2 separate regions of the Homo sapiens genome follow, and region 2 is linked to region 1. A link is a loop called in an ENCODE intact Hi-C map of the cell type or tissue named here. Cell type or tissue: PC-3. All regions are shown on one strand. Links, peaks and the distances in the headings refer to the core of each region. The heading gives the core; the rest is flanking DNA.

What was found. Peaks named below come from ENCODE experiments on the same cell type or tissue, not always from the same donor. Only the 100,000 strongest peaks of a DNase experiment are listed, where the experiment ranks them.
Region 2: a loop joins it to region 1, with 2.3 times the contacts of the local background. A loop is called at or near these places in 1 of 110 quality-filtered maps.

Annotation. Positions count from the first base shown.
Region 1 is chr2:171,701,240-171,717,931 of GRCh38, forward strand. It overlaps DYNC1I2 (dynein cytoplasmic 1 intermediate chain 2), which reads left to right. Exons shown (of 18, transcript NM_001378.3): 4 at 5,308-5,325; 5 at 6,048-6,138; 6 at 11,528-11,587; 7 at 14,089-14,204. Among named protein-coding and RNA genes, the nearest start is that of DYNC1I2, 22 kb to the left of the region's middle. In PC-3, for the core only: no CTCF peak of the experiment used is centred there; a DNase peak (open chromatin) is centred at 11,012; H3K27ac peaks cover 1,777 bases.
Region 2 is chr2:171,755,347-171,772,038 of GRCh38, forward strand. No RefSeq gene overlaps it. Among named protein-coding and RNA genes, the nearest start is that of DYNC1I2, 76 kb to the left of the region's middle. RefSeq lists a silencer at 11,639-11,839. In PC-3, for the core only: no CTCF peak of the experiment used is centred there; a DNase peak (open chromatin) is centred at 8,465; H3K4me3 peaks cover 348 bases; H3K27ac peaks cover 2,161 bases.

The sequences.
Region 1 (16,692 bases), core at 9,474-11,973:
CAGTGGCACGATCTCCACCTCCCAGGTTCAAGCAATTCCCCTGCCTCAGCCACCTGAGTAGCTGGGATTACAGACATCTGCCAACAAGCCCAGCTAATTTTTGTATTTTTGGTAGAGACGGGGTTTCACCATGTTGGCCGGGCTAGTCTCGAACTCCTGACCTCAAGTGATCCACCCACCTGGTCCTCCCAAAGTGCTGGGATTATAGGTGTGAGCCACTGTGCCCAGCCCCTTGCTGTTTTTCTTTATGCCAACTTTTTTTTTGTTTGTTTATGAGTGTAGATACAAGAGAGAAAGGGAGAAGGAAGAAAGATACCATTAAACTTCATACTGTTAGTTTAATGTTATTACTAAATTAAGCCATGGAGAGATAATTTAGTTAAGTAGCTACTTTTTAAAATAAAAATGTCCCTAGTGAACATGATTGGCTATAGAAAGGTTTTGAAGAACATTTTATATATGATTTAAACTTTGTTGAGTATTTGGATTAGTTATAAGACAGTGGGGAAGGTAGCATATTTTATCTCCAGTCATTTTATAAATAGATTATTAATAAAAAATTTTTTACAGAGTATACTATCTGGCATAATTTTCAACAAAGGTTTTTCTGAGTGGGGCGGAATAGTATCTTCCTCTTGATTAAATATTAGCTTATCTGTTGTGAACTATTTGACTTCAGAGTTTTTAGCTGTCAGTAATTAAGAGTGGAGACTCAATTCTGGTCAAGATAGAACATTGTAGGGAGCAGTAAATAAATATGCTTTGAAAAACAAGCCAAATGTCATTGCTTTAATTTATTTAGCTTATGATATCTATTTGAAATTTTCAATAATGTGTAGGCATGTGAGATTGTGTTTATCAAAGCAGCATGAGCTGATTAACAGTTGAATTACCAGTTTCTCCAAATAGCTATGAACAAAGGGTTGGCTGTTCCTTCCCAGAAAAGGTTAACACTGTATTTAGATTTAAGAATTTAAGTTTCCAAGTTAGATCTACATCTTTTCCTTTCTTTGAGGTTCTTATTTCTAAATGATGTTTCCCTTTCTTGTTGGCAGATTTACCATTATAATGGAACCTGTGAAGGGTTAAAGGCTTTCTGAAGATCTCATTACCGTTAGAAAATTAGGCTAAGTGCATTTCATAATCCTTAAAACATATGCCTACAAGTCCAGTATTTATTTGTAATTTGGCCTGAAAAATACAGGATACGGATGAAGGCCATGGCTTTCAAACCTTTTTTGACAGTAAACCACAGTAAAAAATCTATTTTGTATCATGACTTAGGATGGATACTTGTTTTTCTTTTCAATATAGAATGTACTCCTTATTAAATATTTTTAAAGCATAGAAGTATAAAAACACTGGGTTTATTTTAAAAAATCAATCTATTGTTTTCCTAAAGTGGATTTTTTTTTCCTACTAAAAACAATTGGTTTAAAGAAAAAAGAGATACAGCTAATCAAACCTCTCATAACTTTTCTTTGCTGGTAGTTTTTTTTTTTTTAAACAGTCTCACTCTGTTGTTCAGGTTGGAGTACAGTGGCACAAACTGCAGCTTCTACCTCCAGGCTCAAGCAGTACTTTCACCTCAGCCTCCCAAGTAGCTTGGACTACAGGTTCACACTACCATAGCCATCTAATTTTTTTGTTTTTGTAGAAATGGGGACTCACCCATCTCTACAGGCTGAGTGTGCAGGCTGGTATCAAACTCCTGGCTTTAAGCGATCCTCCTGCCTTGACCTTCCAAGATGCTGGGATTACAGGCATGAGTCACTGTCCCTGCCTACTGGTAGATTCTTAATTATTTGGCAACTTGATGACTTTTTGTTAGAGATTCTTGAGAGCAAGGAGAATATATTACTTACATTTTTACCTCTGGTGCCATCACAGGCTAGACACCTAAATTTTTGTTCCATTATTACTAGGTCATGTCTTACCGCCTGGTAAGGGCGAATTAAAGCCATTCTGCTTTAGGACAACAACTAAATCGTATTGTTTAATTTAATTATTTTTTGAGACAGGGCCTCACTCTGTTACCCAGGCTGGAATACAGTGGTGCAACCATGGCTCACTGCAGCCTTGACCTCCTGGGCTCAAACAATCCTCCCGCCTCAGCCTCCTGAGTAGCTGGGACTACAGCCATGCGCCACCATGCCCAGCTGATTTTTTGTAGAGACAGAGTCTTGTTATGCTGGCCAGGCTTGTCTCAAATTTCTAGGATCAAGGAATCCTTTTGCCTCAGTCCCCCAAAGTGCTGAGATTATAGGCATGACACATCACACCCGAGCTAAAATGTTATTTTCACTTATTAATTTCTTTTTTTTAATGTAATGCTCTAAATCACATTGACAAGGAGAATAAAGGAAATGAAACTCTTACGAGAGATTAGTAGAGGATATTTAAACCTCATTATGAAGAGAAAGAGCAAGGGGAAGGAAGAAATTAATATTTCAGAGAGTTAAGGTTTAAAGTAACATCTTTCAGAAGGTCAAAAAAAAGTAAGGTATGAAAAATAGGTAGTTATTTAAATTTTAATATTCCGGGCTAAGAACACTTGTGTCCAGAAGGGGGCATTATTGTAACGTGGACTGTGTTTGAGTACTGAGTATCATTGATGACCTTAGAAGAGACTTCACAACTTTGGGTTCCACGCATCCCAAAAGCTCACTCCTTCCATTTCACAGTCTTCTACCAACACTCCCATTCCCTACATTCACCTTCCTTAGCTTTCTACCTTTTCCAGGTCTTTCTTCCTGATAAAAACCCCTTCTTGCCAGAGGCTTTCTTCTACTTGAAAAATAATTCAGCTATGTGCCATCCTTTGCCCTTGAGACTTCTGTGTAGTTCTGAGTGGTTGACCCAGACTTAATGCTAATTCTAAATCTAGGTGCATTCCCAGGTCCTTTGTGGTCTAAAAATATTCTAGTTGTTTCTTCACAGGCCAGAAGCCAGCAGTGTTAATTTTATATCCTTGGAAGGACAAGGTCTAAGCTGGTAGGAAAGGCTTTCTTGATTGCCTTTTTGTCCTGGATAGTTAAAGAAGTACAGTCTTTCTCACATTACCTACATGATCAGTGACTGCCATGGTTTAGCTTTTTTTTTTTTTCTTTTTTTTTTTCTTCTGTGACAGTTGTCAAAGAAGAGAATAGGTATCTGTGCTCTAAACTTCTAAGAAGCTGAAATTCATTAACATATTCACCTATGTTTATATTAATTCCTTTACTTTATACCATTTAAAACCTGTTTTAGGCTGTTTATGTGCAGAACTGTGGAGTAAAGGTAATCTGATTGAATCACTGTTCTTACTAAGCAGATCATATCTCAGATACTTGGCAAAAATTAATTAGTAATGGTTTATGTTATTTTCAAGGCTGATTAGACTTACAAACTGTCTTTAAAAATGAATTCCAGAAGTGAGTCTTTTCTTACATTTGAGAACCTGTGAGTTGATTAGTGTTTCTGTTTTGTTTTGGCCTCCTGAATGCATGCATTCATTTGTTCTCAGGGGTTTATTGAAGTCTGGGAATATAGTGGTATTTGCCTTCTTGCATAATTCTAGTATTCTTTGATTTTTCTAGATTAATTGGATTAAAATGTAGCAGTTACCAAATAACACTATCATTCCCCTTTTTAAAAATTAATATTCCTCCTTTTGTAATGATAGTAATTTTTTTCTAGGATTGTCCCTTCTGTGGTATACATTATTTATTATTGCAAAATGTAGCTGTGGCTCAGATAATAGCTAAGAGTCCTTTATAGAGTCTTTTCCATCATTTGGCTTGAACCTATATTTGGGAGAAAGAAGATAGTTCTGGGATGGAGATATTTATATAATTACAAATGTGAAGTCACTGTGATTTATTTTGGCTTTGGCTAAGAAACTGTGATAATATGGTAGCATCACCCTTTTATTTTTTATTTCTGAAACTTTTATTTCAGAACTGGCTGTTAATGTATCTGTTTATCTGTGTAATTAGTATTTAGCCTGTTTCTGTAAAGAATTTTGATTAACATTTTTTAAAAATGTAGTCTTTAACCAAGTAAAATACTGTTGAACTTGTTCAGTGGAGTCATTGATACTTGAAATCATCAGAAAGGGGGAAAAGCATGTTAAACTGAAAAAGAATTCTGTAGTTCATCACAAATAGATTGATGGGAATTTTACTAATTTTCCTCCAACCTCTGATATGTACACTTGGAAAAATTGTTTTTCTGAGTATGAAATTAGGTATGTAATTTAAAGCATACAAAATTTCTTCTTTAAAAATCTTGAAAACATTGTGGTGCCTCACTATAATTTAATAAACATTTATTTGTGTTTACAGCACAGTAGGCAAACAACTGTTAAGTATTACTCTAGTCCTATATCAGTTGGGACTTAGACTAGGGGAAGCCTCACAGTGAAAGATGGACAAAAAATGAAGAAATGTAACCTAAGATAAATTAAGGGACATTAATATTCTTCTACTTTAGATGAAAATCATTTTTAGGTACTTTGAATTATACATACAGCACCTAGCACAGTGCCACCTACATGTAAACTATAGGAAGCTATCTGGTCTTATAGTTGTTTCTGACACATTTAATCACAATATTAGAAACATTGATGAAGTTTTTATAGTCCTTTGAAATTTAAGCAGTTAGCCACTGTATCTTAGGAAAGAAATATTCTAGTTGTGATTTTTTTTTCTTATAATCTTATTGGTGTCAATTAGAATTTACCATTGAAAAAATAAGGATGATCAGTTTTATACTTATGTTTAAGATGTGAGCCATCATAATATATTATACATTTTGATAGATTACCAAGCCCACTGTTTTTACTGCAGCGTGTATAAACATTTAGACATAATTTTAAGGTTCAATGAATGTGACTATCCTAAAAAACACAGACTTTTAATTAAATACTTATTTCTTTAGTTCCTATATAACTAGGAACTTGCCTTCTTTTCAGTAGACTGTTAAAAGAAGGGCTTTCAGCTCAACATAAACTGTATTAGTCACTTAATATCATACACTGAAAAATTATTTTGAAAAGATACTTGGGATTGGGGACATTTATGATAAAATTTAACCAGAAGATGGCAGTGATGATCCTCCTATACTCCCTGCAACGGTAATCAAAAAGTTTTACAAATGTCATAGCATGAAATGTGCACGTTCAGCTGTTGTTATATAATGTTAAAAGTTGAGGATCTAGGGGAAAGCACTTGCTGTTTATTTTATATACTATGAAAAATGTGTATTTTTCTATAAGAAGGGATTAAGAATATTTTGGGTGTCTGTATCTTTGTCTGTACACTTCAGTTTTTTCTGAATACTGGGGTAAGGAAGTTCCCATAAGTCTTGCCTTGTTTATTTGCATGCATCACTTTATGTTATGCATAATGTCTAGAAGGCATGCTGTTTTATTGCCTGTTTGCATTTTTCACCCAAATTGCTGGAAACTAATGAACATTTTAAAGGAGCCATTCCTTTAGCTGCAGTCATTTCTCTAAATTGATATCTTTTTTTGGGGGGGAGGCAGTGAAATCATTTTAAACATTACTTTTTGAAAGAAAAAATTATTAGACAAAAGTTAATATTTTAAAATAAATCTTGAGAAACTAGAGATTAAATAACTTAATGAAACATATTTCAGAGTTGAATTTTGGCAGCAATTGTAAATAATATTTATAATCTGGTGATATTAAAAGTGAAAAGTTACAAGGGGGAGAAGGAATGCTCTCCTTTGAAAATTAGTGGCCACATTTGGTGATGGATGAGATGAAGATGCATCCTTCCATAATCTTGCCTTTTTAAAAAAATTATAAAGCTCAAATGCATTTTGCCAGAAAAATTGCATGAATCTTCAGCATGCATTGTTAACTTTTTGTCTTTTCCCCTTTCTTTCTGCTGTTCATTTTCATTCATATATTTTTGATTTTTGGTTTGCCATTGTTTTTTTCTTTTTTGTTAATTACTTCATTAAATTATTTTTGAAACGTCATAAGCTGAGCAACCTCTCCGTGTAGTAACAGCGGATACCTGTCTATTTCACTATTTAGTCCCTCCTCCTATGTCTCCATCCTCCAAATCTGTGAGCACTCCAAGTGAAGCTGGAAGCCAAGACTCTGGAGATGGCGCCGTGGGATCTAGGTACAGTAATTTTCCTTTTAATGTTTTAATGATAGAATGCATTCAGTGCCCAAATACTGTTGATACTTTAAAGGGACTCTAAATAGTTGTGTCGAGTTAGTCCTAACATTTTAAAATCTAAAATGGCATAGAAATTCTCTGTTGGACACTGGGAGAAAAAAAAGGTTTCTTTGTTTTTTTTTAATAATATTTTAACTGTCACATTTAATTAACTTAGTACTAAATAGTCAACCGGTTTTATGCTAATTATTTTATATTAAAAATAGAGATATTAATGCTTTTAGATTTTTCTGTTTAAACTTTTTGTTGGTTATTACGTGAATGTTTTGGGTGTAAATAGTGTAAAACCTCTCTCTTGTGCTTGATTCCCCATTCAGTAATTGAAAATGTAAACAATTCTGTTAAACAGTTCAATTCTGTTCTATTAAGTCATTAGTTCTGCTAATTAAGATAGAGAATAATAATGCATAAAATGTCAAGAGTAAGGAATAACTGCTAAGGACAACATTGAGAATGTTTACTGTCAAGCATTCCTGAACTTGCATCTTCCTTGTAAAATTACATTTCGTGTTTGTTTTAGGATCCTGCATACATGTTGGGACTTGCTTTTCAAAAGTTCAGTAAGATTTCAGCTTTCTTTCAAAGATCATATTGGGAAAAGTATTACTACTTATTCCTCTTTGTCTCTCTCACACACACACACACACACACACACAAAATAGTGAGTATTAAATGTACTTTTTGACTTCTGAAATGAAATTAAACATAGGTAGTCAAAATCCACAGCTGATTAAGAATGCTTATTTTGGGCCAGGAAGTTGCATGTCCTCACCAAGAAAATCTCTTAACACACCTTTTAATAAGACATAAGCTGTTAGAAGTTTTAAGCTTTTTATGCCTGAGTCCCTCTAGTTGAAGTTACAAACCAGTAATAAATATCTAAAAGACAGGGCAAGAAAAAAAAAGCAAGGTGGCTGGATGATCTGTAAACTCAATACTTCAATCAGCTCTTGAATAATCAGGTTATCATTAACAATTAAAAGGCACATAAAGCTTGCCAGCTTGAATTTGAGAAGTGCTTTCCAAATAGAACCAAAATCACAAATCTAAGCTATACTATCTTTGGAGGAAAATGACATAACTCTTTCATTTAAGGAAAATCAAAATTTTCTTTTTAGAAATAATGTTATTACCTTATAAAATAGTATGCATTACAGAATAAAGACAATTTGTCTAGTGTAAATTCATTTTTATAGGGTTAAAATTTTTTTTCATATTTTGTGCTTCTATATTTTTATACAAATATGTCATTATTCCTTTATTTTTTATTTTTTTTGCAGACAGGGTCTCTGTCACCCAGACTGGAGGGCAGTGGCGCAATCTTGGCTCACTGCAACCTCTGCCTCCTGGGCTCAAACGATCCTCCCACATCAGCCTCCCGAGTAGCTGGGACTGCAGGCACGCACCATCATGCCTGGCTAATTTTTGTATTTTTTATAGAGACAGGGTTTTGCCATATTGCCCAGGCTGGACTCGAATTCCCAGACTCAAGTGATCCACCCACCTTGGCCTCCGAACGTGCTGGGATTATAGGCATGAGCCACTGCACCCAGCCACTATTCCTTTAGACAATTAATAATCAACTGGCATTTTTAAGTGAAAGCGTTTTTTTTTCCCTTCTACAACATTACCATAGTAAAAATGTTTCCCAAGATTAAAAATTACTATATTTATTAAATGTCTTTATTTGATATTATACATTATTTTTATGTAGATACTATACTGTGTACATTATGACTCATCGTTCCTGATTTTGAATAGTAGATTATTTTAATTCAGTGTCAGCAAGTTTGCTTTCAAAAGTACTTTGACACTTAAGTTTTTTAAATTAATGTGAATTAAAACATGTCCCCATGAGTTTTATGGACAACCCAGAGATTATTAGAGACCTTTTAGAATATTGTAAATTAATACAGGGAGTAATAATGGTAAGAAAAATATTTATTCATGTATAGAACAAATATTAAGTTACCAACTTTATTAAAATACTATGGTTTACCACAGAAGATAAAACATTCATGGTCCTTGCTTTCATAGAATTTACATTGTAGTGATTACATCATTAATTTAAAGATACTGTTGACTTTATTGGAAAGCCCTAAGGGTAGTGTGCTATGTTTAGTGTGAAGCATAGTTTTTTTAATGATAAATTGTAAAACACAAAAACAAATAGTTAATATTTTTTAAAGTATTTGTTCTTGTTAGATAATGAATACAAAATTGGTTTCTTGTGAGTTTAACGGAGAGAAAAATCCTCTTTTTGAGTGAGGTGACCTTACATCTTTCTTTTTTTCTTTGAGATGGCATTTCCTTCTTGTTGCCCAGGCTGGAGTGCAGTGGCACGATCTTGGCTCACTGCAACCTCCACCTCCCACGTTCAAGCGATTCTCCTGCCTCAGCCTCCCAAGTAACTGGGATTACAAGCATGCACAACCGCGCCCAGCTAATTTTGTATTTTTAGTAAAGACAGGGTTTCACCATGTTGGCCAGGCTGGTCTCGAACTCCTGACCTCAGGTGATCCACCCACCTCAGCCTCCCAAAGTGCTGGGGTAGCAGGCTTGAGCCACCGCACCCAGCCACATCTTTTTAACCTTAATATGTACGTTGTCTCCTTTGAGAGCACAGACTCACTTGGAAACATTAATTTTCAAGAGGGCTGAGTATATTCATTTTTATGTATATATACACACACACACACACACACACACACACACACACACACACACAGAGTAATAGAAAATGATGAATTCTACTAAATCATATCCAGCTTTCATAGAGGTAATTAATATTGTGATGGTGATATTGGCAGTGAAATAATGCATTTCTAAATATGTGACATTTAAAAAGAGTGCCCAGGTCTCAGAATGAAACCTAATGAACTCATATTGAGCAAACACGATGTTAATGTAAGAATAAAGACAATTAGAAGAAATATAATAGGAAAATACATGAAGACATGTGAGATGTGTGCATGCACCTGTACGTGCAACTTCAGTTGGCTAAGATGGTCTAAGATTAATACACTCAGGGAGTAGGAATAGATAAGACATTATAAAATATGCTGTCTAAACATGTTTGAATCACTCTAAGTGCCAAGAATTTCTTTTGGGACTGGTGGTAATTTATGAATAAATATAAAAGGTCGTGAGAAATAATCTCTCTCTAACTTTGCAGATTAGGAAGCTGCATTACATTTGTTATCTCAAAAATTTAGGAACAATTATTCAGTGGGGTAATCCAGGCCTCTTGTTCCTTTTTTCCTTTTTTTTTTTTTTCTTTTTTGAGTCAGAGTCTTGCTCTGTTGTCCGGGCTGGGGTGCAATGGCGTGATCTCGGCTCACTTCAATCTCTGCCTCCTGGGTTCAAGCAACTCTCCTGCCTCAGTCTCCCCAGTAGCTGGGATTGCAGGTGTGTGTCACCATACCCAGCTACTTTTTTTTTTTTTAATGCTTTTAAGTTCTAGGGTACATGTGCACAATGTGCAGGTTTGTTACATATGTATACTTGTGCCATGTTGGTGTGCTGCACTCATTAACTCATCATTTACATTAGGTATGTCTCCTAATGCTATCCCTCCCCCCTCCCCTCACCCCACGACAGGCCCCGGTATGTGATGTTCTCCTTCCTATGTCCAAGTGTTCTCATTGTTCAATTCCCACCTGTGAGTGAGAACATGCGGTGTTTGGTTTTTTGTCCTTGTGATAGTTTGCTGAGAATGATGGTTTCCAGCTACTTTTTGATTTTTAGTAGAGATGGGGTTTCATCGCGTTGGCCAGGCTGGTCTCGAACTCCTGACCTCAAGTGATCTGCCCACCTCGGCCTCCCAAAGTGCCAGGATGACCGGTGTGAGCCACCGTGCCTGGCCCATTTTTCCATTTTTGATCAGTTTACTTCTCAAGCTTTGTACTTGGAATTGTACTCTATGTGCCTGAAGATGCCCCTAATAAATGTAATAATGTACAGGTATGTCCAGTGCATTTTCAGTACTGGCTGTATTTTGAGGTACAGTGTTACTTGATTTTAGACTAAAATGACATCCTCAACAAGGAATTTTATGTCATTGATAACAGAGCTCTTACATAATGTAAATGACAGAACATTCCTTGGAGACCATCTCATAGAACTTTTGATTTAACAAAGCCTAAGCTTGTTGCTATTCATTGCTTAGTACAAAGTAGATCTTCACTGTGGCTGCTTCTTACATTGCATACACATAACCTTGTTTAAATTCCAAGATCTTTCTTTATATTTTTTAAATGAAGGATTTCTCTAGATTAATTCATTACTATTTTTCTTGATAAATTATATAGGCAGGTAGAGAAACCATTTGTTGTATTAAAACATTGTAGCAACTAAAACTAGTTATAAATTATAATGTCTTACATAAGTGAAAAATATATTTGACAAAAATGGTAATACTAAATGTATTGTGCTTAACTTTATTTAGTGGGGACTATGAGCATTATACAGTACCATACATAATTATCTTATATATTGCTAACCTATATAAATGCCAGTATGATAAAGCACCTTTTGTTCTATTAGTAACTAAGTTTGGCTTAAGTGGAAAAGATCCTCTGTAAGTTACTTAGCCAGCAGGCGATGCTAAAACTTATAACTCAATATTTAGGATTGACATTTGAACATAAAATATTTTTCCAGGGAAAAATCTATTTTTTTCCTAGAGACAGAAATCTTTAGTTGTTTTCTTTAAGCAGATGATACGTAAGCCCAAGGCGGTGCTTAACCCATAAATTACAGAAGGGTCACATTTTGGAAACTTTAGCTATTTTGTATCCCAGTGGGATAGTCTTTGGTTTTATTACCAAAAGGCTTATGTGTTGACTCATTTCCTTTACCAGTATGACAATTTCCTGCACACATGTAATGCTTTGGGGAAGATTAGAATATGTTAACCAAGATGTTTTAATGTGTTTGTTTTCATTAGGAATCTTAAAATTTCAACCATTTTATAGCCTAGCTTGTTATCCATAAATAATTAACTTGGGTTGTCTGACTTTAGTTGTTCTAAAGCAGATCTATTATTATACAATATTAGTTTCCCATAATCTGCAAATAATGTCTTTTAACTATTCTGGGTTGTATGCTTGCATCTTTAACCATAGGAAGCCTATTGCATGCACTAGATGATTGAGTGACCTGGTGGATTTCTTGTTTTGTTTTCGATTTTTTTTTTTTAATACTAACCAGAACATGTGTTTTTTAATTGTGAATAGTACTTTAGCTTTAGCTATTCATAGAATGTATTTGCTTGACTAACTTATGGCCTTTTTTGCTAATGCTTCATGGTTGTCCTACAACCATTTAGGACGCTGCATTGGGATACAGATCCATCAGTTCTTCAGCTTCACTCAGATTCCGATTTGGGGTATTGAATAGATTTTTTACCTTCCCTGTTTTATAATGAATTTGATTCTTTGTGAAACTGTCCTAATTTTATTTTGCTTAAGTTTATAATATTGTATCACGTAGTAAGGACAAGAGTTATATTTTACTGTGACACCTCATTTATCCAGTATCTTTAGTGAAAGAATATTCTGTGTGATGTTCTATGTACCCTGAGTCCATTTAAGTGTCCAAATGTTTAAAATTATTTCTATGTTTTTAATACAAGTTTTGTAGGATGTATTAAAAAACTTCTCAGACTTCTTCTAATATTCTACATGTAATTGAACCTTTTCAGGGTTACTTGATATGAATATTAATTTATTTTTCTGTATTAAAATTCACTGATGATTTCTAAGATTTTGAGAATAATGGAGATGCTGGTCCTTACACTGTTCATTCATTCATTACTATTTATTCATGAATCTAGAATAAAACTATTCATGAATCTAGAATAAATAAATGAGTGAATGAATGGATTAATAGATTATTCATAGAATGTATGGATGAATATTCTTAATATAATTGTCATTGAGCCCCTAGGTTAAATAAATAGGTTCTTTTCTTTCTTCCTTTTATTTTTGTTTTGTTTTTTGCTTTTTTTTTTGGCATATTTTCTTAGTGAAACGTTAGAAAACTAATGCTTTATAGTTTCTGTATGTCTCTTTTTTAGAGTTTTAAAACTTGTTCTTTTAGAAGTTAGTGTTGTAAGCTGTATGTATGGTTTTTTAATTTTGTTGACATAGAGATAAGATTATCCATCCATTCATTCATTCAGTTATTTATTCTAGATTCTAATGCAAATTATAAATGTTTGCTGCTGCCATTTTGCCTGACTCAGATAGCCCTTTTCCCCTGATAATTTACAGCTTCAAAAACATATGAATATACCTTTTGGAATTGTGTCTAAAGTAAGGTAAATAAGCCTTGATTTGAGGCATGTAAGAAAAATATATGAGTTTCTTGTACTTGAACTGGAAGCCCTCTGTAGTGGCCACACTGAGGCTTCCCCCTCCTGCCTCCCATTGCTTCCTTATTTTCAGTAAAAGTGGCTTTTGGATAAGTGAGGTATTACTTCCCTACCCACCTCCTCCTATAAAATCTTGGAATATTTCGTTTGTTTAGTATTATGGTTTTTTCTGTTAGACTCTGTATGCATTCAAGTTGGTAATTGATTCCTAATATTGTTGGCTTGACGATTTTTTTCCAGCTATGTGAGTGATTTACTTTTTATATAATTTGCATCTTAAAAATCAGAATATAAAGTTTCTTATTTCAAATTTTATTCTTAGACTTCTAGATTACTTCAGATTACTTAAATTGTCCACTTAATTCTTTGACTATACTTTTTTTTTCCCTTTCTTTTTTATTTCTAAACTAGAAAAGACATTAAAAAATTGTTATGGCCCACATTTTGGAACATTAATTTTTAAAATGTACTAATTTTATTATACTTTATAGTACTTTGTTATGCTTTATTAGATTGTATAGGACTTGGATTTAGTTACTAAATAGAACTGAAAAGAATATTTATATAAGAAAAAAGTTATATTACCAGCGATAGCCTGCTTTATATTCTGAAAGTTGCAGCAGTGTCTTTATTGTATATCCTTTTAAGGCAGCTTCATCACTGAGAACTTTTTTGGGAGTCTGGAAGCGTACTTTATTTGGTTTAGGATTTAAACATCTAATAAAACCAATAAAAGATCTCCCAGATAGCTAATAAAATATATTTTTCTTTTGGTTCATTTTCCTCAGCCACAGCTCTCTTCCATTGTCAAAAAAGAATGTATACCCTGTATTTCTAAACAGAAGTGACTTTAGTAGATTTATGGTATTCAAAAGATCTGTCACTTTAGTCTAAGTGTAGAATATCTGGACCTTAGTTTCTCCATAATGTGAATCAAGGACAGTATTGATCATGCAGAGATTAGAGATTTAAAAGTTTTAAATATTTCATTTTAAAGTCCAAATTGATAGTGTAATTCTCAATTTCTGCCAAATATAAGTAGAAAAAAAGCTTTCAACAGAAACCTGTTTTTCAGTCGTAAAGCTGAATTCTCCTAGTGGCACAATCAGCTAAATGTGGTCTGAGTGATATCTAGTCTGATTCTTAAAAAAAAGTCCAGAAAGAACCATATCCCAGCTGAAACCAGTTCTTACGACAACCTTATTCAGTGGTCCACTCTGAAGTTCCTATTCTCTTACTTCATTATTGCCCGCACATTTGTTCTAAAAAAATGAAATTACTTGCCTTTTTAAAATGAAAATAAAAACACTGAATGATTCAGAAATATCTTTTGCTTTTGCTACCTTCTCATTCTTTTGCTAAAATAAAGCCAATTTATTGTTAATCTAAAATTTCTTGAATAAAATGGATTGAAATTACAATGTTGGGTGCAAATGACTGTTTAATTCTTAATTTTTGAAAATAACATGGTTTGATGTAGTTAAAATTGTGTTGTTTGTATTTACTTAATTTAGACGAGGACCTATTAAACTTGGAATGGCTAAAATCACGCAAGTCGACTTTCCTCCTCGAGAAATTGTCACGTATACAAAGGAAACTCAGACTCCAGTTATGGCTCAACCCAAAGAAGGTGAATATCTATCCTTAGTATAATTGTCATTGAGCACCTATGTTAAATACATAGATTCTTTTTTTCTTCCTTTGATTTTTGTTTTGTTTCTTTTTTGCTTTTGTGTTTTGGCATGTTTTCTTAGGGAAACATGAGAAAACTAATGCTTTACAGTTTCTGTATTTATGTCTTCATTTTTTCGAGTTTTAAAACTTATTAGAAGTTAACGTTGTAAGCTGTATGTGTGGTTTCTTAATTTTGTTGACATAAATTTAAGTCTTTCAGCCCTTATTTTGTCATTAATGTATACTGCTTTTAGAAGCCAAAAAGCTTAAGAATTTTCTGTTTCTGTCATTGAGCATAATTCTTCCCCAAAAGAGAGTGGGTCCCATAGTAAACAAAGTCATGTAAATTATTTCTGAAAAGCATACTGTACCCTGATGTTATTCATACTAATGAACAAATCTAGACTTAATTCTTAAATTTTCTCTTTTATGATATAGGGGCTCTATTTTGTTGATTAGTTAGTAGCCTGTAATTTGTGTATAGTATGGGGACGTATGCACAGACCTATTGAATGTGGAGACCCTTTGGTTCTTAAACCAGAAAGCATTACAAATAGCTAACGATTCAAGCATAAAGTACTACGATCTCATTTTCCCAGTGAGGCTAATGAATTTATATCATACAAAAAAAAAAGATTTATGTGAGATCCCTAATACACTTCACAGTGTCTTTTCTGAAGCTTTTGGGGCCATATATATATTAGAATTCCAAGTTTTTCAGATTATGTAAAAGTAATAAAATATATGTATTATATGTTAACACTCTAGTAGTATTTTGGGCATTAATATTTTGGCAGCAAAACATATGAACATACTAAGTGAGATAAGTAATGATTATAAATAGCTTTACCTCTGACTTTACCATGTCAGAGTTTACCACCAAATGAGTTATGGATTTTAGAGCTGTTAACAATTTTGGAATAGAAATTTTATCAGATGTTTAAATTAATGTATTTTTAAATTTTTAATTAAATTACCATGTTTCTCCATTAAGGAAAAACAAAAGTTATATTCATTGCAGAAAGCCAGGAAATACAGGTAAGCAAAAGTGAGGAGAAATCCTTGAAATCCCTGTCTACTACCAAAGAAAATCTTTAAATTTTCATATTTGCCTAAACCTAAAAAAAAGTTAGGATTGTGGCCGGACGTGGTGGCTCACACCCGTACTAGCACTTTGGGAGACCAAGGCAGGTGGATTGCTTAAGATTAGGAGTTCAAGACCAGCCTGACCAACATGGTGAAACCTTGTCTCTACTAAAACTACAAAAATTAGCCGAGCGTGGTGGTGGGTGCCTGTAATCCCAACTACTCTGGAGGCTGAGGCAGAAGAATTGCTTGAACCCGGGAGGCAGAGGTTACAGTGAGCCAAAATTGCGCCACTGCACTCCAGCCTGAGCGACAGAGCAAGACTCCGTTTAAAAAAAAAAAAAGAAAATTAGGATTGTAACTATTTACAACCTTTTGACTTAATAGTAGATCATCACAGACACTTTTAACTACTCTCCTTTTGCTGCCCTCTGAGGATGGAAATGAAATAAATACATTAAACTTTTCCTTTCAGTCTTCTCAAAAGGAGGCAACATTATGATACACATATAATTACACTTTCAAAATTTTGAGGAAATTGGTATAACATTTTTGTTCAAGTATTTTCTTTTTTTTTTTTTTTTTTTGAGATGGAGTCTTGCTCTGACACCCAGGCTGGAGTGCAGTGGCGCCATCTTGGCTCAGTTCTCCCACCTCAGCTTCCTGAGTAGCTGGGATTACAGGCGCCTGCCACCACGCCCGGCTAATTTTTTGTATTTTTAGTAGAGATAGGGTTTCACCATGTTGGCCAGGCTGGTCTCGAACTCTTGACCTCAGGTGATCCACCCACCTCGGCCTCCCAAAGTGCTGGGATTACAGGTGTGAGCTACTGTGCCCGGCCATGTCCAAGTACTTTTTACTTGACCATGTAGATGTTCTGTATGTTCATTTTTTTCATTCCTGCTGTTCCATTGGTTGGTAAGATATCTTTTGTAGATGCAAGATCCTCATCCTAACAGAAGAAACACACTGATGGTAAACTTGCTTGAGACACAAGCAACTTTTTTTAAAAAGAAAGAAAGTATGGAGCTTTCAGTATGAGAATACTAATACTGCAGGATTCTGTAATTTCTAGAAAATATTATTTTGTTAACTAGTATATTAATTTGGTGAGTATTATTATGTCTGCCTTTTAGGAGCTACGTTAGTAGATATGTTAACTCAGAAAGTGACCAGAATAACCAAAACGAAGGCACAGTGACTCATTTAAAAAAATAAATTAGGCCTTTTTCTTCATCTGATAATTTGGAGATTGTATTTTTAGTTACACTACCATACTTACTGGTACAATGCATCTTGGATTTTTTCAAATATAAAGTATTCTGAAACTATTTTGAGTAATGCCTATTATATCTATA
Region 2 (16,692 bases), core at 7,019-9,518, 52 kb after region 1:
GCTCCGCCTTCTGGGTTCACACCATTCTCCTGCCTCAGCCTCCTGAGTAGCTGGGACTACAGGCACCTGCCACCACGCCCAGCTAATTTTTTTGTATTTTTTAGTAGAGACGGGGTTTCACCATGGTAGCCAGGATGGTCTCGATCTCCTGACCTTGTGATCTGCCTGCCTCAGCTTCCCAAAGTGCTGGGATTACAGGCGTGAGCCACCACACCTGGCTGAACTCATCCTTTTTTATGGCTGCATAGTATTCCATGGTGTATATGTACCACATTTTCTTTATGCAGTCTATCACTGATGGGCATTTGGGTTGGTTCCAAGTCTTTGCTATTGTGAATAGTGCCACAATAAACATACACATGCGTGTGTCTTTATAGTAGAATGATTTATAATCCTTTGGGTATATACTCAGTAATGGGATTGCTGGGTCAAATGGTATTTTTAGTTCTAGATTCTTGAGGAATCGCCACACTGTCTTCCACAATGGTTGAACTAATTTACACTCCCACCAACAAACAGTGTAAAAGCATTCCTATTTCTTCACATCCTCTCCAGCATCTGTTGTTTACTGACTTTTTAATGATCGCCATTCTAATTGGCGTGAGATGGTATCTCATTGTGGTTTTGATTTGTATTTCTCTAATGACCAGTGATGAGCTTTTTTTCACATGTTTGCTGGCTGCATCAGTGTCTTCTTTTGAGAAGTGTCTGTTCATAACATTTGCCCACTTTTTGATGAGGTTTGTTTTTTTGTTTAAGTTCTTCGTAGATTCTGGATATTAGCCCCTTGTCAGATGGATAGATTGCAAAAATTTTCTCCCATTCTGTAGGTTGCCTGTTCACTTGCATGACAGTTTCTTTTGCTTTGCAGAAGCTCTGTAGTTTAATTAGATCCCATTTGTCAATTTTGGCTTTTGTTGCCATTGCTTTTGGTGTTTCAGTCATGAAGTCTTTGCTCATGCCTCTGTCTAGAATAGTATTGCCTAGGTTTTCTTCTACGGTTTTTATGGTTTTAGGTCTTATGTTTAAGTCTTTCATCCATCTTGAGTTAATTTTTGTATAAGGTGTAAGGAAGGGGTCCAGTTTCAGTTTTCTGCATATGGTTAGCCAGTTTTCCCAGCACCATTTATGAAACAGGGAATCCTTTCCCTGTTGCTTGTTTCTGTCAGGTTTGTCAAAGATCAGATGATTGTAGATGTGTGGTGTTATTTCTGAAGGCTCTGATCTGTTCATTGATATATATATATATATATCTTTTTTGGTACCAGTACCATGCCATGTGGTTACTGCAGCCTTGTAGTATAGTTTGAAGTCAGATAGTGTGATGCCGCCAACTTTGTTCTTTTTGCTTAGGATTGTCTTGGCTATGCAGGCTCTTTTTTGGTTCCATATAAAATTTAAAGTCGTTTTTTCTAATTCTGTGAAGAAAGTCAATGGTAGCTTGATGGAGATAGCATTGAATCTATAAATTACTTTGGGCAGTATGGCCATTTTCATGATACTGATTCTTCCTATCCATGAGCATGGAATGTTTTTCCATTTGTTTGTGTCTTTTCTTATTTCCTTGAGCAGTGATTTGTAGTTCTCCTTGAAGAGGTCATTCACATCTCTTGTAAGTTGTATTCCTAGGTATTTAATTATCTTTGTAGCAGTTGTGAATGGGAGTTCACTCATGATTTGGCTCTCTGTTATTGGTGTATACAAATGGTTGTGATTTTTGCACATTGATTTTGTATCCTGAGACTTTGCTGGAGTTGCTTATCAGCTTAAGGAGATTTTAGGCTGAGATGGGGTTTTCTAAATATACAATCATGTCATCTGCAAACAGAGACAGTTCTTCCTCTTTTCCTGTCTGAATACCCTTTATTTCTTTCTCTTGCCTGATTGCCCTGGCCACAACTTCCAACACTATGTTGAATAGGAGTGGCGAGAGAGGGCATCCTTGTCTTGTGCCGGTTTTTAAAGGGAATGCTTCCAGTTTTTGCCCATTCAGTATGATATTGGCTGTGGGTTTGTCATAAATAGCTCTTATTTTTAGATACATTTCATCAATACCTAGTTTATTGAGAGTTTTTAGCATGAAGGGTATTGAATTTTGTCAAAGGCCTTTTCTGCATCTATTGAGATAATCATGTGGTTTTTGTTTTGGTTCTGTTTATGTGATGGATTATGTTTATTGATTTGCTTATGCTGAACCAGCCTTGCATCCCAGGGATGAAGCCAACTTGATTGTGGTGGATAAGCTTTTTGATGTGCTGCTGGATTCAGTTTGCCAGTATTTTATTGAGGATTTTCACATCGATGTTCATCAGGGATATTGGCCTGAAATTTTCTTTTTTTGTTGTTGTGTGTCTGCCAGGTTTTGGTATCAGGATGATGCTGGCCTCATAAAATGAGTTAAGGAGGATTCCCTCTTTTTCTATTATTTGGAATAGTTTCAGAAGGAATGGTATCAGCTCCTCTTTGTACCTCTGGTAGAATTCGGCTGTGAATCTGTCTGATCCTGGACGTTTTTTGGTCGGTAGACTATTACTGCCTTCATTTCAGAACTTGTTATTGGTCTATTCAGGGATTCACCTTCTTCCTGGTTTAGACTTGGGAGGGTGTATGTGTCCAGGAATTCAGCCATTTCTTCTAGATTTTCTAGTTTATTTGCATAGAGGTATTTATAGTATTCTCTGATGGTAGTTTGTATTTCTGTGGGATCAGTGGCAGTATCCCCTTTGTCATTTCTCATTGCGTCTATTTGATTCGTCTCTCTTTTCTTTATTAGTCTAGCTAGCAGTCTATGTATTTTGTTGATCTTTTCCAAAAAAATAGCTCCTGGATTCCTTGATTTTTTTGAAGGGCTTTTTGTGTCTCTATCTCCTTCAGTTCTGCTCTGATCTTAGTTATTTCTTGTCTTCTGCTAGCTTTTGAATTTGTTTGCTCTTGTTTCTCTGGTTCTTTTAATTGTGATGTTAGAGTGTCGATTTTAGATCTTTCCTGCTTTCTCTTGTGGGCATTTAGTGCTATAAATTTTCCTCTACACACTGCTTTCAATGTGTCCCAGAGATTTTGGTACGTTGTGTCTTTGTTCTCATTGGTTTCAAAGACCTTATTTCTGCCTTCATTTCGTTACCCAGTAGTCATTCAGGAGCAGGTTGTTCAGTTTCCATGTAGTTATGCAGTTTTGAGTGAGTTTCTTAATCCTGATTTCTAATTTGATTGCATGGTGGTCTGAGAGACTGTTTGTTATGATTTCCATTCTTGTGCATTTGCTGAGGAGTGTTTTACTTCCAATTATGTGGTCAGTTTTAGAATAAGTGTGATGTGCTGAGAAGAATGTGTATTCTGTTAATTTGGGGTGGAGAGTTCAGTAGATGTTATTAGGTCCGTTTGGTCCAGAGCTGAGTTCAAGTACTGAATATCCTTGTTAATTTTTTGTCTCGTTGATCTAATATTGACAGTGGGGTGTTAAAGTCTCCCACTATTATTATGTGGGAGTCTAAGTCACTTTGTAAGTCTCTAAGAACTTCCTTTATGAATCTGGGTGCTCCTGTATTGGGTGCATATATATTTAGGATAGTTAGCTCTTCTTGTTGCATTGATTCCTTTACCATTATGTAATACCCATCTTTGTCTCTTTTGATCTTTGTTGGTTTAAAGTCTGTTTTATCAGAGACTAGGATTGCAACTCCTGCTTTTTTTTGCTTTCCATTTGCTTGGTAAATATTTCTCCATCCCTTTATTTTGAGCCTGTGTCTTTGTACTTGAGATGGGTCTCCTGAATACAGCACACTGATGGGTCTTGACTCTTTATCCAATTTGCCAGTCTGTGTCTTTTTTTTTTTTTTTTTTGAGACAGAGTCTTGCTCTGTTGCCCAGGATGGAGTCTAGTGGCACGATCTTGGCTCACCACAACCTCCGCCTCCCGGGTTCAAGCGATTCTCCTGCCTCAGCCTCCTGAGTAGCTGGGATTACAGGCCTGCACTACCATGCCTGGCTAATTACTGTATTTTTAGTAGAGACGGAGTTTCACCATGTTGGTCAGGCTGGTCTCAAACTCCTGACCTCGTGATCCACCCTCCTCGGCCTCTCAAAGTGCTGGGATTATAGGTGTGAGCCACCATGCATGGCCAGTCTGTGTCTTTTAATTGGGGCATTTAGCCCATTTACACTTAAGGTTAATATTGTTGTGTGTGAATTTGATCCTGTCATTATGATGCTAGCTGGTTATTTTGCCCATTAGTTGATGCAGTTTCTTCATAGTGTTGATGGTCTTTACAATTTGGCATGTTTCTGCAGTGGCTGGTACTGGTTGTTCCTTTCCATGTTTAGTGCTTCCTTCAGGAGCTCTTGTAAGGCAGGCCTGGTGGTGACAAAATCTCTCAGCATTTGCTTGTCTGCAAAAGGATTTTATTTCTCCTTCTCTTATGAAGCTTAGTTTGGCTGGATATGAAATTCTGGGTTGGAAATTCTTTTCTTTAAGAATGTTGAATATTGGCCCCCTCTCTCTTCTGGCTTGCAGGGTTTCTGCAGAGAGATCCACTGTTAGTCTGATGGGCTTCCCTTCGTGGGTAACCCGAACTTTCTCTCTGGCTGCCCTTAACATTTTTTCCTTCATTTCAACCTTGGTGAATCTGACAATTATGTGTCTTGGGGTTGCTCTTCTCGAGGAGTATCTTTGTGGTGTTTTCTGTTATTTCCTGAATTAGAATGTTGGCCTGTCTTGCCAGGTTGGGAAGTTCTCCTGGATAATATCCTGAAGAGTGTTTTCCAACTTGGTTCTGTTCTCCTCATCACTTTCAGGTACATCAATCAAACGTAGATTTTGTCTTTTCACATAGTCCCATATTTCTTGGAGGCTTTGTTCGTTCCTTTTCATTCCTTTTTCACTAATCTTGTCTGCTCGCTTTATTTCATTAAGTAAGTTGATCTTCAGTCGCTGACATCCTTTATTCCACTTGATCGATTCAGCTGTTGATACTTGTGTATGCTTCACAAAGTTCTTGTGCTGTGTTTTTCAGCTCCATCAGATCATTTATGTTCTTCTTTATACTGGTTATTCCAGTTAGCAATTCGTCTAACCTTTTTTCAAGGTTCTTAGCTTCCTTGCATTAGGTTAGAACATGCTTCTTCAGCTTGGAGGAGTTTGTTATTACCCACCTTCTGAAGCCTACTTCTGTCAATTTGTCAAACTCATTCTGCATCCAGTTTTGTTCCCTTGCTGGCGAGGAGTTGTGATCCTTTGGAGGAGAAGAGACATTCTGTTTTTTGGAATTTTCACTTGTTTTGCGCTGGTTTCTCCCCATCTTTGTGGATTTATCTACCTTTGGTCTTTGATGTCGGTGACCTCCGGATGGGATCTCTGAGTGGACGTCCTTTTTGTTGATGTTGATGCTAGTTCTTTCTGTTTGCTAGTTTTCCTTCTAACAGACCTCTCTGCTGCAGGTCTGCTAGAGTTTCCTAGAGGTCCACTCCAGACCCTGTTTGCCTGGGTATTACCCAGGCTGCAGGACAGCAAAGATTCCTGCCTGTTCCTTCTTCTGGAAGCTTCGTCCCAGAGGGGCACTCACCAGATGCCAGCCAGAGCTCTCCCATATGAGGTGTCTGTCAGCTCCTACTGGGAGGTGTCTACCAATCAGGAGACACTGGGGTCAGGAACTCACTTGAGGAGGCAGTTTGACCCTTAGCAGAGCTCGAATGCTGTGCTGTGAGATCCACTGCTCTTTTCAGAGCCATCAGGCAGGGACGTTTAAGTCTGCTGAAGCTGCGCTCACAGCTGCCCCTTCACCTGGGGGAAGGTGACATCTGTCCCAGGGAGATGGTGGTTTTATCTCTAAGCCCCTGACTGGGGATGCTTTTTTTTTTTTTTTTTTTTTTTTTTTTCAGAGATGCCCTGCCCAGAGAGGAGGAATATAGAGAGGCAGTCTGGCCACAGCGGCCTTGCTGAGCTGCAGTATGCTCTGCCCAGTTCGATCTTCCAGGTGGCTTTGTTTACACTTTGAGGGTAAAACTGCCTACTCAAGCCTCAGGAATGGCAGACACCTCTTCCCCCACCAAGCTCGAGCATCCCAGGCTGAGTTCAGACTGCTGTGCTGGCAGCAAGAATTTCAAGCTGGTGAATCTTAGGTTGCTGGGCACTGTGGGGATGGGATCCACCGAGCCAGACCACTTGGCTCCCTGGCTTCAGCCCCCTTTCCAGGGGAGTGAATGGTTCTGTCTTACTGGCATTCCAGGAACCACTGGGGTATGAAAAAAAACTCTTGCAGCTAGCTTGGTGTCTGCCCAAACAGCCGCCCAGTTTTGTGCTTGAAACCCAGGGCCCTGGTGGTGTAGGCACCGGAAGGAATCTCCTGGTCTGCAGGTTGTGAAGACCGTGGGAAAAGTGCAGTACCTGGGCCGGAGTGCACTGTTCCTCACAGTACAGTCCCTAATGGCTTTCCTTGGCTAGGAGAGGGAGTTCCCTGACCCCTTGTGCTTCCTGGGTAAGGCAACGCCCCACCCTGCTTCGGCTCGCCCTTGTGGGCTGCACCCACTGTCCAACCAGTCCCAGTGAGATGAACCAGGTACCTCAGTTGGAAATGCAGAAATCACCCACCTTCTGCATCCATCTCTCTGGGAGCTGTAGACCGGAGCTGTTTCTATTCGGCCATCTTGCCAGCAATTGATTCTAGAACTTTTTACTCCTCTTCTCGTTAGCTCAAACTACTGGAAGAAACTGGTTAGATATGGAATATGTTTCCACTGGCTGAAAAAAATGGTAGTAGCTATAAGTGGCTTACCTAAAACTCAGCAGGACTACTTTATGACATCACCGTTTGCAGGTATGCTGCCTGGACCCACTTAGGAATCACTCTTTCTCCTTCCTAGGACCTCCCCTAAAATTTGCAGGCCCTGAAGCAATAGATAGGTCAAGATATTTCGGTGTTATAAATCAAGCTTAAAAGCTACTAAATTTTATGCACAACATGCAAGTCCACCTTGAATTTTCACACTTCTCAGAATTCCATGCCCAAAGATGGCAGCCAGGGGAGAACCAGCCTGCAGCACATTGCCTTCCTTCTCTTCCACCCGCTCCTTCAGTATTCTGAAGGGCTTCACAGGAACACTTGTGTATTCTTCAGCCTACATGCCTAAGTAAGTAAGTTTTTCCACAGCCTTGCAAATAGCTGCCCCTTGGACACCTTTTCAACCAGGGTAGGTTTGGGCAAAAGATAGATAGGCCTTGTGAAAGCCCTGGAAGCTGAGCAGTTTAGGCAGGAAAATCAGGGTTTCAGGTACCTTGAACGTGGTCGAGAAGAGAATGAAGTGAGTTCCAGGTAGGCATAACCCACTGGCCCAGCAGACTTTTTGCCCCCTGGGAAAGAACACAACTACAGGAGGGCCTCTAAAATGAGGCACCCGAGGGCAGTGCTGGGCCTGTCTTTTCTCCTAAAGTCAACTGGGTCACTTTTTAAAAGATAATTCTGTTGTCCCTAATATGTTATTTTTTCAATGCAAATATAATTATCACTGAATACTATTTCATGACTCCTAGAGTATTCACTGCTAGGAACTGGTGTTTAGTATTAACAGATTCATCACAAAATGTTGTGTGTTAGGAAGAAGGGAAAAGGGCTGATATTTTAATAAAACCTTGTAAATATGTTCTGTGAGTTACTAGTTGCACAGCACATTTTGTAACTATAGGATCATCCCAGGAGTCTCAACAAGAGAAAGACAAAGAGTTTTTGTTCTGTTTGCTTTAAGTGCTGTTTGTTAGTGAGATTGGATCAAGATGGCAAACAGAAGTATCTGCTCTCCCTCTCAACTCTAAATTCCATAAAGTGCTGTAATTAATAAAACAGAAGAAAAATAAGAAATCTGCTATAGCACTGAAAGATGAGAGGGCTAGCAATGGAATAGAAATTTGGAAGAATGCCAGAAACATCAAAAGCAGGTAGGATCAGTTATAGGCAAACAAAATGATAGGGAATCATAATTCAAAACAGGCAAGACTACTATAAAAGGAGGCATGGGTTGGAACCCAGAGTCAACAGATGCAAAAAGCAGGAGGGTTCCCTGGGGTACTGGACAGGGTGACTCATTAGGGAGCTGATTGATTCAGAATAGCTACGCAAGTTCCCTTCCCCAACCACAAGCTGAGTGGTGGACAAAAGCAGTGTCTCTGGCCAGCCTATAACAACTGAGTGATGCCACCGAAGCTGGGAAAGCAGGGCAGTGCCCCCAGACACTTGCTGACCCGCAAGAGGAGAACAGAAGCCCATACCCTAGTTCCCCCTTATCCATGGTTTTGCTTTCCACAGTTTGTTACCCATGGTCAACACAGTCTTAATATATTACATGGAAAGTTCCAGAAATAATTCATGAGTTTTACATTGCAGGTAGATTCTGAGTACTGGGATGAAATCTTGTACCATCTGCTCTGTCCTTCCCAGGATGTGAATCATCCCTTTGTCCAGTGTATCCACACTGTCTACGCTGCCTGCCTGTTAGTCAATCAGTAGCTGTCCTCGTTAATCAGATCAACTGTCACAGTATCTCAGTGTTTGCATTCAAGCAACTCCTATTTAACTTAATAATGACCTCAAAATGCCAGTAGTGATTCTGGCAATTCCGATGTGCCAAAAAACTGTAAATTGCTTCCTTTAAGTGAAAATGTAAAAGTTCTTGACAATAATTATTTTAATTGTATGCTGAGGTTGCTAAGATCTAAAATATGGCTTAGATCTAAGGTATGAACAAATCTTCCATCCGTGAAATTGTGAAGAAGGAAAGATAAATTCGTGTTAGTTTTGCTGTGCACCTTAAACTTCGGAAGTTACCCCAGAGTGCAGGTAGGCACTTAGTTAAGGTGTAAAGAGCATTAAACTTGTGGATGGCAGACGTGAATGGAAACGTGTTCCAACTGACAGCCACTGGGTTTGGTACTATTCATGGTTTCAGGTATCCACTGGGGGTCTTGGAATATACTCCCTGCAGATAAGGAGGACTACTGTACCCAGAGCCAAAATACTGGCATATCCTCAACATAGCACAGCCCACTACTCTCATCACAGGCTATGATAACAGATACGGCATCCATAAAAAGAGGCTCTCAAATACAAAAATGAGCAACTAAATAACTTAAAATTATAACTGTGAATCACTAAAATATTTGAAGAAAGTCAGTAACACGAAAGGCCCTGAACAAACCGTTTTAAAAAGTCAAAATAACAGCATATTAAAGAAGACATCAAATAAGTGTATTTAACATCCCAAGAGTATAGAGTATGGTATCATAGCCATAAAATAAGTATAGGTTATTATAAAAGAACCAATCCAATCTTAGATATTGCAATTATGGTTGTTAAAGTTGTTTTAAAAGCTAAATAGAGGGATACAGCTGAAGAGTAAAGCTGTCAGAATAATCACAAGGTGTCTCTCATTCAACCAAAAAGTACTAACAGAGAAAGTATCAAGGAAAGCTCAATGATACAGGGATATGTCCCAAAATTCCAGTATCTAAATAGGAGATAAAAGATGGGACATAGGGAGAAAAATATAGACTAGAATAGCTTTCTTTGGTTTGAAAAGGCACAAGTTTAGGACTATAAAACGATCTTTCCCTTTTAAATAAGAATCATTGACCAAAAGTGTCAGAATATCTCAACAGGAGTGATTGTAGGTGTATTTTTACCATAGTGCACTAAAATGTACATTTTTAAATGCAAGGCTTGCCGAAAAGAAAGTTTTCAAATCCCCTTCTAAATAACTCAGGGCAAAAGGAAATTTAAAAATTAAATAATTTAGTAATTAATACAGAATTAGGGCTCCGTGGAGAAATTACTAATATCTGGTCTTGGCAAGAAATAAAAGGAAGAGTTTGGAGCATCTTGTCATACTGGAAAGCTAGGAAGCTATCAAAGATTCCTGAGGGCCAAACACAGTGGCTCATGTCTAATCCCTGTGCTTTGGGAGGCCAAGGCAGGAGGACTGCTTGAGCTCAGGAGTTTGAAACCAACCTGAGCAATATATTAGGTTGGTGCAAAAGTAACTGTGGAAACTGCAACCTAAAAGCAAGACCCCTGTCTATACAAAAAATCAAAAAAACAAAAACAAAAAACACAAAAAACCAGCAGGTGCAGTAGCATGTATCCGTAGTCCTAGCTACTCATGAGGCCGCGGTAGGAGGATCACTTGAGCCAAGGAGTTTGAAACCAGCCTAAGCAACATACCAAGACCCCATCTCTTAAAAAAAAAAAAAAAAATCCTGAGGTAATATCGGTAGGACTTAGAAGTTAATTGCAAGAGGCTCCCACTGGCCGAAGATGAGACAACTTGAGTATTAAAAAAAAAAAAGACCAGGCGGCCATGGTGGCTCACACCTGTAATCTCAGCACTTTGGGAGGCTGAGGCGGGCAGATCACCTGAGGTTGGGAATTGGAGACCAGCCTGGCCAACATGGTGAAACCCTGTCTCTACTAAAAATACAAAAATTAGCCTGGCATGGTGGTAGGTGCCTGTAATCCCAGCTACTTGGGAGACTGAGGCACGAGAATCGCTTGAACCTGGGAGGTCGAGGCTGCAGCGAGCTGAGCTCATGCCACTGCACTCCAGCCTGGGTGAGAGAGCAAGACTCTATCTCAAAAAAAAAAAAAAAAAAAAAAAAAAATCCAAAGGTTTAAAACATATCAAATATGTTTAATTCTTTGACACTTCTCAAAGAAATTCTCATTGTTCATCTCTGGAAGATGCTGGGGAAATATTTTGAAAACAAAAAAATCAAGCATTTATCCTGTTTTTCCCCTCTGTGTAACCAAATAATTGTTACGTTTCTCTTTATAAAAGTATCTCAGCTAATATGTAAGATATAATAGAATACCACCATTTTGCAACTCCTGATGAAATAATGGTTGAAGGTAATTATCAAAGGCTGCTAGTTACCAAAAGAGACATTATTCTGTGCCTTCTTTTGGATGTACACGTAACACACCCACAAAGTATTCTTTTTTTTTTTTTGAGACAGAGTCTCGCTCTGTCGCCCAGGCTGGAGTGCAGTGGCGCAATCTCGGCTCACTGCAAGCTCCGCCTCCCAGGTTCACACCATTCTCCTGCCTCAGCCTCCCCAGTAGCTGGGATTACAGGCACCTACCACCATGCCAGGCTAATTTTTGTATTAGCCTGGCATGGTGGTAGGCTAATTTTGTATTAGGACTACAGGCGCCCGCCACCACACCCAGCTAATTTTTTGTATTTTTTAGTAGAGACAGGGTTTCACCGTGTTAGCCAGGATGGTCTCAATCTCCTGATCTCGTGACCCACCCGCCTCGGCCTCCCAAACTGCTGGGATTACAGGCATGAGCCACCGCACCCGGCCTCCACAAAGTATTCTTACCAAAAAAAAAAAAAAAAATTGATCATAAATGCTGTCAAGCCTCTAGAACATAACTACCAATTTATAGAAAATTCAGGGAAATAGAAACAGCTAAACACCACCACAAGGATGCAATCACCAAAATTGAGAATGTAGGAAACTACAGGACAAACAGGCTGAAGTCTTATGTGCAAGTAAAAAAGAGGAGGAGAGGGAAACCAAAGACTAAAAAGAGATTTAGGAGTGAAATCAATCATATTCCATGTATGGACTTCACTTGGATACTGATTCAAACTGTGTGAGTGTGTGTGTGAGAGAGAGAGAAGGAAAGAGAGACTGACAGACACAGTTGGGGAAATGGTAGTGTTAGATTTAAGAGAGAGATCAACTATATTCCATGTATGGACTTTACTTGGATACTGATTCAAACTGTGCATGTATATGTGTATGTCTGTGTGTGTGTGTGTGTGTGTGCATGCATGCGCGAGAGAGAGAGAAGGAAAGAGACTGACAGAGTTGGGGAAATGGTGGTGTTATGTATTTTTTTCAAAAGTCCTTAACACTTAGAGGTATATAAGGAAATATTTCTGGGTGATCTGATATCTGGGGTTTGTTTCAGAATAATTCAGTAAGGGTGGAAGAGACATGGATGAAGTATAATTGAAACAGGATTAGCTATGAGTTGATCATTTTTGAAGCTGCGTGATGAGTAAAAATTGTAAATATTACAGTATTCTGTTTACTTTGTATACATTTGAATTTTTCCAAAAGTTAAGTCAATACAGCATATACCTTTGTTAATAAATTTGAAAACCTTGACAATATAGAAGAAAAACTAAGGAAAATATAAATTGGTGAAGTTGATCTAAGAAGTAAAAACTTAAATAGACCAGTAAACCAAAAAGAAGTTGAAAAGGTTACCAAAGATTACTCCCTTGAAATACGTAAGCTTTTTTTTTTGAGACAGGGTCTCATTCTGTCACCCAGGCTGGAATACAGTGTCACGATTTCAACTCACTGCAACCTCTATCTCTAGGGCTCAACTGATTCTCCCATCTCAGCCTCAGTAGCTGGGACCACAGGTACATGCCACCTCTCCTGGCTAATGCTTGTGCTTTTTTGTAGAGACAGGATTTCGCCATGTTGCCCAGGCTGGTCTCGAACTGGTGGGCTCAAGTGATCTGCCTGCCTTGGCCTCCCAAAGTGCTGAGAATACAGGCACGAGCGACCACGCCTGGCTGAAAGACATAAGCTTTAAAGGCACAATTTCTAGAGCTTTAGTAACAGCTATTCTAGAAACTAGAAAACGATGGAAAATGCAGTGGACACCAAACCAGACATGGACAGTACAAAGTCAAAACAAAAGAATAAGCCAATCTCAGGAATGAACAAAAATGCAAAAATTGAACACGTGTGGATTAAGATATCACAGCCAAGTAGGCTTAATCCTAGAAATTTTTAAATGTTTCACTATGAGAAAATGTACTAATATTGCTAATCATATGTAAAAATTAGAAAAATCTCAGTGGAGGCAAAAAAGTATATGATAAAATTTAATACCTATTCTTGATTTTAAAAGAAAAAAGAAACACCAGAATAAATTAGGAATAGTGAAAACTCTTAAGTCAATAAAGTGTATCTATCAGCCCGGTGCAGTGGCTTATGCCTGTAATCCCAGCACCTTTGGAGGCTGAAATAGGCAGATCACCTGAGCTCGGGAGTTCAAGACCAGCCTGACCAACATGGAGAAACTCCATCTCTACTAAAAGTACAAAATTACCCGGGCGTGGTGGTGCATGCCTGTAATCCCAGCTACTCAGGAGGCTGAGGCAGGAGAATCGCTTGAACCTGGGAGGCAGAGGTTGCGGCGAGCCAAGATCGTGTCATTGCACTCCAGCCTAGGCAACAAGAGCGAAACTCTGTCTCAAAAAAAAAAAAAAAAAAAAAAATCGTATCTATCAGAAACCTACAGCAAGCATCACACTTAAGGGTGAGATGTTAGAATCATTCTCACTAATGCTAGAGAAATGCGAGGATGCTTGCTATCACACTCCTCCTGTTTAACATGGTGGTAGATGTCCAAGCATCTGCATTAAGATAAGAAAATAAAATGTAAATATTGAAAAGACACAAAACCACCTTTGCAGATAAAATTTTTAACCATGAGAGGACAAGATAATCAGCCAACTGAAAAATATTGCAAGAGTTCATTAAGATGACTGAGTATAAGATTAGCATATCCAAATTGCCTGTTACATTAGTTAGAAAATGTAATGGGCAATAACTCTGTTCATAATAGGAATGAAAATATTTAAACCTAAGCATACTACCAATAAAAGGAGTTTGTAAAACCTAATACTTAAGAATATAAAATTTTGCTGAAGGATATTAAAAAATCTGAAAAATGGACAGACCTGAGATGGAAAGATCCCATATTACCAAATATCAGTATACATCCTAAAGCAAATTATAAATTTCCAAGGAAAATTCCAACAGAATTTTTAACTAGAACTTGAAAAAATGTTGATTGTATAACTCATGGAAGAGAAATGATAGAAAAATAAGCAATATAATTTTGAAAATGAACACAGAAGGCGAACTTGCTCTCCCAAATGCTACTTCATACTGCAACTGGCCTTCCCTCCATATTTGCAGGTTCTATATCCACGGATTCAACTAACCAACTTGAAAATATTGGGAAAAAACTATTAAAAATAACAATACCCAATAAAAATAATGCAAATAAAAACCCAATATAGCTATTTATGTGCATTTACATTGTATTAGGTACAAGTAATCTAGAGATGATTTAAAGTACATGGGAGTATGAGCGTAGGTTATATGGAAATACTAAAACATTTTATTTGGGGAATTGAGCATCCTTGAATTTTGGTATCTGTGAGGGATCCTGGAAATCAGGAGTAGATATACTGATTTCAAATAGAGAATACTCCAGAGCAAGGAAAGTTATCAGGGATAAAAAGGGGCATTATATAATGATAAAGGGGTCAATACTCCAGGAAGACAGAACAATTCTTACATATGCTCCCAACAAGACAGCATCAAAATATGTGAGGCAAAAACTGATTGAACTACAAGGAGTTCACTAGTATGGTTAGAGGCTTCAACACCCCTCTATCAGAAAAGGACAGATCCAGCAGGCAGAAGATCAATCAGTAAGGACATAGTTGAACTCAGTAACACCATCAATCAACTGGATGTAATGGATGTCTATTTACTACTACTTAAAACAACAGCAGAATGCACATTCTTATCAAGCTTACATGAAACATTCACAAAGACCACATTCTGGGCCATAAAAACACACTTTAAAACATTTAAAAGAATAAACATATAATATCTATTCTCAGGCCTCAAAGGAATTAAACTAGAAATCAATAATAAAGATAGCTCGAAACCTTAAAATACTTGGAGATTGAACAACACACTTCTAAATAACACATGAGTCAAAGAAGAAATCTCAACAGAAAATTTAAAATATTTTGAAATATATGAAAATGAGGGCAGGCGCAGTGGCTCATGCCTGTAATCCCAACACTTTGGGAGGCTGAGGCAGGCAGATCACTTGAGATCAGGAGTTTGAGACCAGCCTGGCCAACATGGTGAAACCCCATCTCCACTAAAAATTAAAAAATGAGATGGGCTTGGTGGTGCAGGCCTATAATCCCAGCTACTCAGGGGGCTGAGGCAAGAGAATCGCTTGAGCCCAGGGGGCAGAGGTTGCAGTGAGCTGAGATTACGCCACTGCACTCCAGCCTGGGTGATAGAGCAAGACTCTGTCTCAAAAAAACAAAACGTATATATATGAAAATGAAAATACAACTCATTAAAAATTTATGGGATGCAGTGAAAGCAGTGCTTGCAGAGAAATTTATTACATTGAATGTATATATAAGAAAAGAAGAAAAATCTAAAATCAGTAATCTAAGCTCTCACCTTATAAATAAATCCAACATAAGCAGCAGAAAAAAGAAATGGAACAGAAATCAGTGACATTGAAAACAGAAAATCAATAGAGAAAACCAACAAAACCAAAAGCTAGTTCTTTGAAAAGATCAATAAAATTGATAAGCCTCTAGCCAGGGCCAAGAAAAAAAGAAGATACAAATTACTGATACCAGAAATGAAAAAGGGCCATCACTATAGATCCCACGGGCATGAAAATGGTAACAAAGAAATACTATGAACAGCTCTATGCCCACAAAATGTGAAACACAAAACTGGCCTAGCACGGTGGCTCACGTCTATGATGCCAGCACTTTGGGAGACAGAGGTGGGTGGATCACGAGGTCAGGAGATCGAGATCATCCTGGTCAACATGGTGAAACCCCACCTCTACTAAAAATACAAAAATTAGCTGGGCATGGTGGCGTGTACCTGTAGTCCCAGCTACTCAGGAGGCTGAGGCAGGAGAATGGCTTGAACCCAGGAGGTGGAGGTTGCAGTGAGCCAAGATCACGCCACTGCACTCCAGCCTGGGCGACAGAACGAGATTCCGTCTCAAAAAAACAAACAAACAAACAAACTATAAAACTCCTAGAAGATAACAAAGGCGAAAAACCTTTGATAAGGAGATAACCTGGAGTATGACAATAATATTTTAGATACAACACTAAATATATGATCCATGAAAGAAATAATTGATAAGCCAATTTCATTAAAATTTAAAACTTCTGCCTCTGGGAAAACAATGTGAAGTTAATGAAAAGATAAGCCATAGACTGGGAGAAAATATTTGCAAAAGACATCTGATAAAAGGCTGTTATCCAAAAAAATACAAGGAACTTTAAAAACTCAACAATAAAAAAAAAAAAAAAACAGACAACCTAATGTAAAAATGAGCAAAAGACCTGAATGGGACACTTCACCAAAGAACACATACAGATGGCAAGTAAGCATATGAAAAGATACTCCTCCACATCATAGGTCATTAGGAAGCTGCAGATTAAAACAACAATGAGATACTACTACACACCAATTAGAATGGCCAAAATCCAAAATACTGACAACAACAAATGCTGACAAGTATATGGAGCAACAAGAACTCTTAATTCATTGCTGATGGGAATGCAAAATGGTACAGCCACTTTGGAAGACAGTTTGGCAGTTTCTTACAAAACTAAACATACTCTATCCATACAGTCCAGCAATTGCAATTCTTGGTATTTACCCAAATGAGCTGAAAACATGTCTACACAAATACCTGCATAGAGAAGTCCATAGCACCTTTATTCATAATTGCCAAAACTTGGAAGCAACCAAGATGTCCTTTAGTAGATGAGTGTCTAAATAAATTGTGGTACATCCAGGCTTTGGAATATTATTCACCA